Regions from separate parts of the Homo sapiens genome. Here region 1 is linked to region 2. The links are chromatin loops, found by intact Hi-C in ENCODE. Cell type or tissue: endothelial cell of umbilical vein. All regions are shown on one strand. Links, peaks and the distances in the headings refer to the core of each region. The heading gives the core; the rest is flanking DNA. Region 1 holds the start of LOC105371341 (a long non-coding RNA gene). Region 2 overlaps LINC01572 (long intergenic non-protein coding RNA 1572).

Evidence for each region. A loop is a pair of places that touch in the nucleus more often than their neighbours do. Peaks named below come from ENCODE experiments on the same cell type or tissue, not always from the same donor. Only the 100,000 strongest peaks of a DNase experiment are listed, where the experiment ranks them.
Region 1: a loop joins it to region 2, with 2.9 times the contacts of the local background. A loop is called at or near these places in 1 of 110 quality-filtered maps.

The regions. Positions count from the first base shown.
Region 1 is chr16:72,200,489-72,205,872 of GRCh38, reverse strand. It overlaps LOC105371341 (a long non-coding RNA gene), which reads right to left and starts at 2,212. Exons shown (of 3, transcript XR_933729.4): 1 at 2,103-2,212; 2 at 683-821. It also overlaps a transcript of PMFBP1 not described here. RefSeq lists enhancers at 2,271-2,340, 2,371-2,440. In endothelial cell of umbilical vein, for the core only: no CTCF peak of the experiment used is centred there; a DNase peak (open chromatin) is centred at 2,332; H3K27ac peaks cover 1,157 bases.
Region 2 is chr16:72,289,079-72,294,462 of GRCh38, reverse strand. LINC01572 (long intergenic non-protein coding RNA 1572) reads left to right here. Exons shown (of 14, transcript NR_126330.2): 10 at 3,050-3,293; 11 at 3,856-4,013. Among named protein-coding and RNA genes, the nearest start is that of PMFBP1, 120 kb to the right of the region's middle. RefSeq lists an enhancer at 2,751-3,950. In endothelial cell of umbilical vein, for the core only: no CTCF peak of the experiment used is centred there; a DNase peak (open chromatin) is centred at 2,592; H3K27ac peaks cover 3,141 bases.

The sequences.
Region 1 (5,384 bases), core at 120-5,119, 89 kb after region 2:
TAGATGCTTCTAGAACGTACCTGCTTAGGTTATGCCAAGGGCATCAAGGGTGATGGGCAGGGCTGAATTCTGTGGATAAAAATATGAGTGTGCAGCAGAGTGGACCAAAGTGTGGTTGATGATCTCCAAGAACTCTATGGAAGAGACGACTATAAACAAAAGGGCCCTGCATGTGTGCTCTAGGAACCTCATGAAAGGAGGCCACTCTGCAGCCAGGTGACCATGTATGTGCACTAAGTGTGTGTGCCATGCTCTGTCTTTGCATCATTATCCTAGTTCTGTCCTGGCATCATACCCTTTTGTATGTGTATGGAGAGCTAGCAAAGTGGCCAGGCCTGGGCTGTGTTGGGGTCACCCTACCCACAGCAATCCAGGATGCTCACAGGGGTTGTTTGCATTCTTGCTGTCCAGCTGCAATTGGACACACACGTGGTTACTGTAGGAGATGCCACAGAGCGGGACAAATGTCCTCATGAGAAACTTATTATGCTCTCCAAAAGGAGCTGTCCATTCAGGGAAAATCGGTAGCAGGAGGCTGCTCAACACAAGGCCAACCGCCCTTCTAGCGACGTGCTGCCTCTTGCTGCCACAGCACCACACCAACGCTTCAGCGCTTTGGAGTGCAAGAAGCAGGCAGATCGCTTTTAGAAATTAGGGAAAAGAGTATTTGAGAGCTACTCACCTGTTTTTAAAGCCTCCCCATGAAGCTTCCACATCTCTGTCTTTCTCCTGCACTGTAAGGCCCTGGTCCTGGCCCAGAAAGTCAGAGTCACAGCCTAGACACACTGAGGATGGCATCCAGAGTGTCCTGGCCTGTCATCCTGTCCATGGCAGAATGAGTAGTTAGTACATAGGGCCTGTGTGCCCACCAGGCTAGGATGTGATTTGATGGCGCACTCTCCAATATGGCAGCCAGTAACCACAGTGGCTGCTTGGATTTAAATTAATTCAAATTAAATAAAATTTAAAATTCCATTCCTCAGTCACACTAGCCACATTTCAAATGCTCAATAGTCACCCGTGGCTAGGGCTACCTCACTGGACAGATAGAACATCTTCATCATCACAGAAAGTTTTGTTGGGTGGTGCTGGTACTCCAGTGCCATCATTTAAACTGGCATGAGTTCTTTGAAGGGCCCCCAAAATCCACGTGGAGGAAAATAAAAAATGGTATATCAAGTACTAGCCAGGGAGCACAGCTACCTGTACATCCTTCCCTCTGCTCATTCATTCGTTCAGGAATGTCATCGTGTACCTGAATACACAAGGCACACCAGGGTTGACATACTCAGGACCTGCCAAAATGATCCAGACTGTGCTCCTGCTCTTAAAGGACTGCCCATTTGGTTCAGGGGATAAATGTGCACAATGGCCAGGTGTGGTGGCTCACGCCTGTAATCCCAGCACTTTGGGAGGCCAACGCAGGCAGATTGCTCGAGCCCAGGAGTTTTGAGACCAGTCTGGGCAACATAGTAAAACCCTATCTCCACAAAAAACTAGCAACGTGCGGTGGTGCACGCCCCATCTCTAAAAATAAAGTAAAAGTATTCCCAGCAGCTCAAAAGGCTGAGGCAGAGGAATCACTTGAGCCCACGATGTTGAGGCCGCAGTGAGCCAAGATCCTGCCACTGCACTCCAGCCTGGGCAACAGAGCAAGACCCTGTCTCAAAAAAAAAAAAAAATGCGCATGAGTAACAATAACACAAGAAGAAAGTGATCATTTCACCATAAGAGAAGTATGCTGAGTGCTCACAGAGTTCAGACAAGAAAAATCTGCTTCCAGCTTGGGAAAAGGAGTAGCTTTCAAAGGAGAAACGTAGACGTGGAAGAAAAACTATCCCAAGCAGCGGGAAGGACATGAGCGTGGCACAGAGGCAGACAGGGTCCTCCCTGGCAGAATGGTGGCTCTCCTCCCTGGGAACATCCAGCCTGAGGCTGAGGTAGGACCCCTGCTGACTGACTGATTACCTCAGTGCACCCTGCTCAGCAGTGGGGGATTAATGTCCTAGCCCAATTGCCCTCTGTTTTGATTAAGGGTCAGTCGTAAGGAAGTCATAGGGAATTCACTCTAGCAAGTGAAAGAAGGGTATTAAATGACTTACAAAATTACCAGGAGAGCTGAAGAAACAGACACTAGATTGAGCTTTCAGGAGTGGCTTGAACACCAGGGCACCAAGGAAACTGCTGCCTCGTTGGTGATCAGGAAGCCACCAAGATCAGGAAGTGATATAATTAGAAAGTGGCCACCATCCGTACTTGCCACAGAAAACCCTGACACAACCATGATGGTGCTGCCGGAGAAACAGCAGCCCCAGAAAACATGAGCTCTGACTCACTTCCCCTTCCACATTTCATCTGGGCACGTCTGACTGGCAGAACTTAAATCACATCCAGAGACCCAGGGACAAACGCATCTGAAAAATAGAAAAGAACGTGGAAAACAATGGTTGCTAGTTTTCCAGACTCCAAAGTATAGGAAGGAACATTGGAAAGTTGGAAATCCATTTCACCTCCAACCTACCACACCCTCTTACCCACCAGTGGTGGGGGATTAAGTGACCAGACATGCTCCAGGGTGTTTAGAGCAACTTTCAAAGGTGAGAACCTGAGATATTTTCTGCTAAAAGCAGAAATCAGGAGACAGCACTCATATAAGTGCACTAACAAGAAAGAAAAGTGGAAAATATTTGAAGGAGACTGGGTGCCATTTATAAACCAAAGATTCCAGAACTGGGCAACCTCTTTGTTTCAATGCAGCCACTGTGATTCCTAGCTTTTTGCAAAGAACTGCAAGAATCAGCAGGGTTTTACAACACCCTAGCCAGCCACACACTGTAGGACTGAGGGAGGCCACAGGTAGGGTGAATTTCCAAGTCTGAAAAATACCAGGGAAGCCAAAGAAACAGACACTAGGTTGAGCTTGCAGGAGTGACTCTGAACGTCGGCACCCAGCTCTTGGTTTTGTTTGTCATATCAGTCCCTGCTGAGGAAAGCAAACAGCAGGTAACTGTAGAACACACCTGTCTATAGCAGCTGTTTGATGTTAGTAGGCTTTGATTGTCAACCGAGCAATTTGCTTAGGATTTGGAAACAAAGGAAGGAGATTGTCAAAAGCCCGAGGAGCAGGTGACATGCAGCATGCCTGTGTGCTCCCAGCAGTCAGGAGGAGGATGCGTGAGTGAGAGATTGGCACCAGAGCTAGTGCAGTTTGGGGAAGTGACAGCCTCCTACGGGGCAATAATGGGAACTCTGCAATAATGTGCCAACTTCCTATCCCAATGAAGTGTTGATGTCAGCAGAGACCACACTACAGGCAAACTAGTCTAACCAGTGTCGGGGTGGGACCTAGGGAGGAAAATTGCTCAATTCTTAGTATGGTTAGAGAAAAACGTCAGGGCCAGGCTCAGTGGCTCACGCCTGTAATCCCAGCACTTTGGGAGGCCAAGGAGGAAGGATGGCTTGAGCCCAGGAGTTCACGACCAGCCTGGGCAACATAGCAAGATCCCATCTCTAAAAATAAAATAAAATTTTAAAAAGAGATACATCAGTGAAGAGTCCATGAAGGATGCCAGCTGGAATGATTTATAGGTGATAGTGACTAATCTAGAGTCTACTGTGACTGAGAAGTGAATCAACCCTGCTGACTCTTGCAGTTCTTCAGACACTGAGGAGTGTCTAAACCCACCTGTCCTTTAAGATCCAGCTCCAGTCCCAAGTCGACTCATTCACTCACTGATTCATTCATTCAAGGGTTTCTACTCAGCACCTTTTGTGTACAAGATATACAATGAACCATGCTAGTCATGGTGTCCACAGGGAGATGAATAAAAGTAATTTCTCTCTAATATGATGATAGGACATGAATAAATAACTCTATTACAAGGTAGCAAGTGAAATAAAGTAATGTGAAAATTCCAGGATGGGACAGTTACTTCAGTTTGGTGGAGGAAAATGAGAAGGATCTGGGAGGCCTTCCTGGAGGAGGAAGTGGTCTTGGTGAAGGCCTCGTGGAATTTGTTGTCTTTCAATATATCTGATCTTTTCATTTATATCTGACTTCAATAATGAGCTTTGAAAGTATTTTTTAATAAATCAAGGTAATGTATATAAAGAAAGGTGTTTAACCGTATAGTGGGTAATTAATCAATATTAGCCCTTTTCTGGGATGGAAATGGGCCCAGAGGGAAAGGTAAATGTTGTGATTGAATATAAGTGGGAAATGCACTGCAATGCCTTGATCTGCTTCAATGTTAAAGGATTGTGATTGGCAGCTTTGCTGGAGTTCTTTGTTATTTGTTTTGGAGCCAGGCCCTTCTGTAACCTGGGAAAGTGTTCCCCATCGTATTCTGGAGAATTACTCTGAGCATCTCTGTTTGTTTCTAACTATGATATTCAGAGGAGGCATACAGGATTTTAACTGAATTGAAAACAAGATGTAATGTGGGAAGTACTGGAGATATAGTAACTGTTGGGAATGAGGAAAATGTATGATGAAAATGTGGACATAGTTCCTGTAACTTTTGCACCTCTCAAACTCCAATTGAAATTTAAATCCAAAATGCATTATTCTGAGGATAATTGTTCAGCATAAAATTATGAACTCAAATTAGTATCTCATCACCCTTTCAAAGGAAAGCCTGAGAACCAAGGACATAGAACCAAATTTTAGCTTTCCCATCAGACCCCTCCAGGTCACTGTTAAAGTATTGCTGGGGGAGGGGGGAAGAGCTGGGAAAGCAATGGTGTGGTCACACATTATGCATCTGCACCAGTCTTGAGAGCTCTGCAAATCTGTCCTATAGGTGGTGTGGGAACAAGGAGTTATTCAGGCTGCGAAACAATAAATGGGGAAACATTAAGTGGACAGTTGTCCAGGCAGAGAGTCATAACCAGGCTAAAGCACCCAGGGACCCCCCACGGCCAGGTCCCTATGGATGTCACCAGCAGCATACACAGCAGGCAACTCCCTTTCTCCCCTGGCAGCACTGGACCAGGTGTCCTAAGATCTAGATCCTGTCCTTACTCTGTGTGATTCTATTCTAGCCCCAACCTTTCTAGATCCAAATTTTCTCATCTTTAAAATGCACCCACCTACATCACAGGGTTGCCATGCAGTTGAAATAAGGTAATAGTTATGAAAGTACTTTGAAAAGCTGTAAGAATTGTAATAATGTTATTCCTTGACTATAGATTAACGAACATAATAAAATTGCTATTGCAGATATTAGCATAATAGCACAGATTGTCCTTCCCTTTAATGCAATTCATCAGGAATAAAATGCTTCTGCTTTTTCCTGACGTTCTCTCACCATCTTTCCTCTGTAGGAGGCTATGAGGCTCACTGGTCTCCAGAAATGTACCTCTGTGTGCGGGAATGTTCCAGA
Region 2 (5,384 bases), core at 85-5,084:
ACAGAGAAAAGGAAGAGCGATATAGAAGGATAGCAAAGTGGACCATTGGCTCAAGCGAAGGTTTTTTGGGGTAACAGGAAGACTTGTGTCTATTTGAAGGCAAAGAGGAAAGGTGTCAGACTGAGATCCTAGGGAACACACTGAGGTCTTTCCAGGTCTAAGAAGCTGAAGACCTAGACATAACCCTATATGAAGAGATTGGTCATTCACTCTTGTAAAGAATGCTGCAATTAGGATACTTCAAGGAGAAATGTAATTGGGGGGAGCATTAGAAATGATCTAGTCCAGGCTCCCTATTTACTAGTAATGCAGTGAACAGACAGCCCAGTGTTGGAAGTCAAGTCTCCAGACTTATTGGGCATAACAACTATGATTATTTTTACTTTACTAATAGTTTGGGATTATCCACAAAGGCCATTTGCTGTTAAAACTGTATTTTATCCTTCATTTTTTTTGTTTTTGAATTCAACAAATGTGCCTGGCATGTGCTAGGAACTCAGAAGACGAGTATGTTTGACTGGTGAGTTCCACTTACCCTAATTATAGCGCAGGTGTCAATATGTCAGTAACTCCCAAAGCCCAGTAGCCTGATAATGTTGCCGAGAACCTCATGTGCCAAGGATTTATTCATCTTTCTGAGTCTGAGGTCTGATTAGCAAATGAAGTTTGATCTGGATGTATGTGTGGTTATGGGTATGTCTATGTGTAAGAGCTATTTTTAAAATATGTTTATTTATTAAATAGAGAATATATCCTTAGAGTTCAAAAAGCAAAGTACAAAAGGATCACAGTGAAAATCCTGTTTCTACCCACCTTATTCCCTTTCCCAAAGGCAAGGCATGTTGTCAGTTTTTGTGTACTCTTTTAGATATTCCATACATATACGAACAAATACTAATACATGTGTATGCTCCTCTGTCCAATTTTACACAAACAGCACCCTACGCAACCTGTTCTCCACCTTTTTTTTTTTTTCATTTTACAATGTATTCTGTTCATAGATATTAAGACCTTTCTGGACCCCTCCTGTCATTATTTTATTTTCCTGCAATGGTTACAAAGAAAGAATTTCTGTTTAGGAGAATACTCAACGTTTTCATAGCTTCATGATATCCCGTTGTGTGGACAAACCATTGTTAATGTAACCAGCATCCTACTGATGGCCATTTAAGTAGTTTCTAATCTTTTTTCATTACAAAACTGCAATGAGTAGCCTTCTACATGTGCCATTTTACATGCGTGCAGGCATATCTGTAGGATAAATTCATAGAACTGGACTTGCTAGGTAAAAGGGTAGCTGCATGTAATTTTAGTGGGTCTTGGAAAATTGCATTCCATAGAGTTTGTGCCACTTTCCACTTCCACCATTAATGTATGAAATAAACCTATTTTACCACACCTTCACAAGTTCATTGTATTATCAATAGTTTGGGGGTTTTGCAAATATATTAAATACAAAACGGTATCTCAGTGTGGAGTTAATTTGTGTTTCTCTTACTGTGAGTGAGATTGTTTCCTTAATATGATTAAAAGTAATTTTATTTCTTTTCCTATAAACTATTTCCCTGTTTTCCATTAGGTTATTAGACTTTTATATATTGATTTATAGGAGCTTCTTATACATATGTTATAGAAATTAGCCCTTTGTCTGTTATATGAATTATAAATTTTTCCTGGTTTGTCATTTTTCTGTTTACTTATGATGATTTTTTTCATATAGAAATTTGTTTTAGTTTTATGATGATGAATTTATAAATCCTTATGTTTTGACTTCTGGGTTGTGTGTTATATTTAGAAAAGACTTCTATCCAACATTATTTTAAAAAATTCTCTCATTATTTCTTCTAGTAATTTTATGGGCCTATTTGTAGTATTTTTATTTATCTGAATTTATTGTGGAACATTTGATGCATTGTTGGATGTTGTCCCGGCACCATTTTGCCATCATCAAGTGAATGCCATTTGTATTTATTCGTCTAGTACAACTTAAATCAAAATATTGCTGTCAATTTCCAAATGAAATAAATATTGATTGAATTCCTACTATGTGCAAGGCATAATATCATGTTTTCTTTCTAATTTTTTTCTTCAAGAATAAATAGAGACAGGATTTTAAGGCCAGAGATCCAGGAACTTCCTCTGATAGGTTAAAAAAAATCTTTAGCGATAGTCTCTTCATATCAGTAGGAACTGAATAGAGCCATATTCAGTGAGACAATAAGCTAGTCAAAACTGCAAGCAGAGAAAAGAAAACATAAATGATTATTTATAGGTATGAGCTTTCCTTGTAACCAGGGAAGGAAAATGAAATAGATAACAGGAGAGATTGTCAAAGACCACAATATCTATGAACATATGATGCTACAATATGAAGACCATAGCTATGAACACTATGTAAACATTCACTTGAAATAGAGCTTGTGAAATGGAGCTCAAAACGGCTTAGTACTAAGAGATTCTAAAATAAGTCATTATCTTTTAAGTATACTTTCCTTTGGCATGAGAAAGACTATCATAAAGACTATAAACCTTAAATGCTTCATTGAAACAATCATAGGAACCCTATGACTCAGCTATTGATGAACTGTTCCTCCAGACTTCCTTTACCACAGCCTGTAATCACTGGCTGCTCTTCTGCCTAAGAGCTATTATGCTTCTAGCTAGAATTTAATTATCTGATTTTTGGAACATCATTGGAATCCATATCCTAGAAAAGTTTCTAATGAAAACCAAGTTGTACTGTTGCATGGATTCATAATGTGCATGTGTGTGTGATTCATCCATACAGAATGTTACAGAAATATTACTGGAAGGGGAAGAGACAGGAATAAGAGCCAGTGAGTATGAGTCACAGGCAGGGGAGAGAACAAAATGCAAGGAGAAAATATATAGGATCCCTGTTCTTTTAAAGAACACACAGAAACTGAGGATGAACAGGAAGGTGATGTTTACAGTTTCATACTGCCCATCTGTAGTGGGTTGAATAATGTCCCCCCAAAATTCTTGTCCACCCAGAATCTCAGAATGTGATCTTATTTGGTCTTTGCAGATGTAATTGGTTAAGATAAGATCATACTGGATGTGGATGGGTCCTAGATCTGACTGCTGATATCCTTATAAGAAGAAGAAAGGACACGCGGAGACTACAGTGATGTTGCCACAAGCCAAGAAATGCCAAGAATTTCGGGAGCCACCAGAAGATGGAAGAGGCAGGGAAAAATCCTCCCCTAAAGCCTTCAGAGAGAGCATAGCTCTGCCAACACCTTGATTCTGGACATCTAGCCTCTTAAACTGTAAGAAAGCACATTTCTGTTGTTTCAAGCCATCCAGTTTGTGGTAATTTGTTATGACAACCCTAGGAAACAAATACACCACCCTACAGAAACATCATATACCACCCTAAACAAAAGTCTTTCCTCTGTGTATCCTATCTGTCCTTTTCCCAGTGTGACATAAGTGAAAATATCCTCATAAGGTTAGTCTTTGGGCCTTCAGTTTTGCCAGGCCATATTGTGACCTGATACTCACTGGCTATAGTACTGTTAGCACTTTTTAAAATCGGTAAAATGCAGAGAATAATATCTGTATCCTTCATAAAGTTGTTTTTAATCAAGCGCTTTTGAAAGTAGAAAATACTATATTGATATAAACGTAATTATAAATACTGCAACTTCATAAATAGTAAGCTAAAATAGTTACTAGTCCAGACTTTTATTTGTATCAGTTGAATTTCACCCATAGTTACACATAAAAAATAGTATTTATTCTGATTTCCTTACATAAATTATCTATCTTGAGACAACAGGTCAAATACTTTCTTTCCAGGGCAGACCAATTAATAGTAAGTTTTCTTAGTCCTCAGGTGTCTCATTTCTTCTGTCTCAGAAGTCATGGATGTCAATGAAGATATGGAATTCACTTATTCATTCTTATAAATATTACTTAGTGTCCTTGTGCTTGGCACTGTGCTTGGTCATTGAGATCTACTGTTCAAAAGCAAGATAACATACAGGGTAAGGTGATGGGGACTGCCTCTGAGGTGCGTAGTCTCTGAGAAAATGGTATTTGAGCAAACACCTAAAGGACAAGAGGTGGGGTAGACCTTGCTGGGTAGACCTTGACAAAGAGGTGGGATTTTAGTCAAAGTGCAATGGGAAGCCCTTGGAGGGTTTTGAGTGAGGGAGTGGCATTATCTGATTTCAGTGTAAAAGATGGAGCTGGCTGCTGTGGGGAGGGCTGATTGTAAGGTGCAAAGTGGAGGCAGGAAGGCCCTTTAGCAGGCTTCTGGGACATGCTATGATTGATGGTGGCTTGGAACAGGATGGTCTTGGGGTGGTGGGATGTGAATAGACCAGGACACATCTGGAGGAACAACAAGCAGATTCTGTGAATAGGTGGGATGTTAGAGTGGGGAAGAAATAAGTGGGGCTCAGATAACCTGACCTTTTCATCAGCAGCCCTGATTGAAAGCAGCCCCACTGGATACACCAAATTTTGCAAATCGTTATTGTCTCAAGTATCTGTCTCCTACCTGGTAAATCTGCATTCACTGCTGGAAGACAGATGAATGTGGTTGAGCTCAGTTACCTCATTTTGGCTGCTTAGAACAACTTGCTTTGAAGCCATGCAAAGAAAGAAGTTCTGTATTAGCACCTGCTCTTCTTAGGGCTCTGAATGACTTTGTCTCTATTTAAACCTGCTAAGGAGGGCTAAGGGCATTTATCCTATCCCTGGTTTTAATATAAGATGAGAATATTTGGGTCATTTCATTTTTCTTTATCTTTCATCCAAGAAGTGGGGATATTAGTGCCCACTCTGCAGAGGTTTTCTGACAATAAGATGAAATAACATGTGGTCTGGCAGATAGTTGAACTTCAATAAAAGATAATGATGATGGTGATGGTGATAAATGTCTCAAAAGACACAAGTGAATGAAACTGACCTGATTCCAGCTGAGCTTGGAATCATCTAGTTCCATCTAAGTCTCTCCACTACCAAAAACCCTCACTACAACTTTAGCCTGGGTCTGTAAAGAAATATTCTAGCATTTGGTCCATCCAGAGTACCAGCTCAGGCTGACTGGGTAACTCTTAATGTTAGTACATTACTTATTCTCAGTTATTTTGTGAGGCCTGAGAATAATTTTTGAAACAGTAACAAGAAAAACTAGTTTCTGATAAAATAACGAGCCTTCCTTATTTTGAGCTTTCCTTTGATGCTTGCCACCTCCCTCCCATTATGGCTTTTTGCCCACCATTGAAAAGGCCAGTGTCCTCAATTTGTGCCCAGCTGGAAAGAGAACATTGAGCTGAACAGTGCAAAGAAGCAAAGAAATCACACTGAGATGATATTTTCCTTTATGAGACATTGGAACAATCATAACA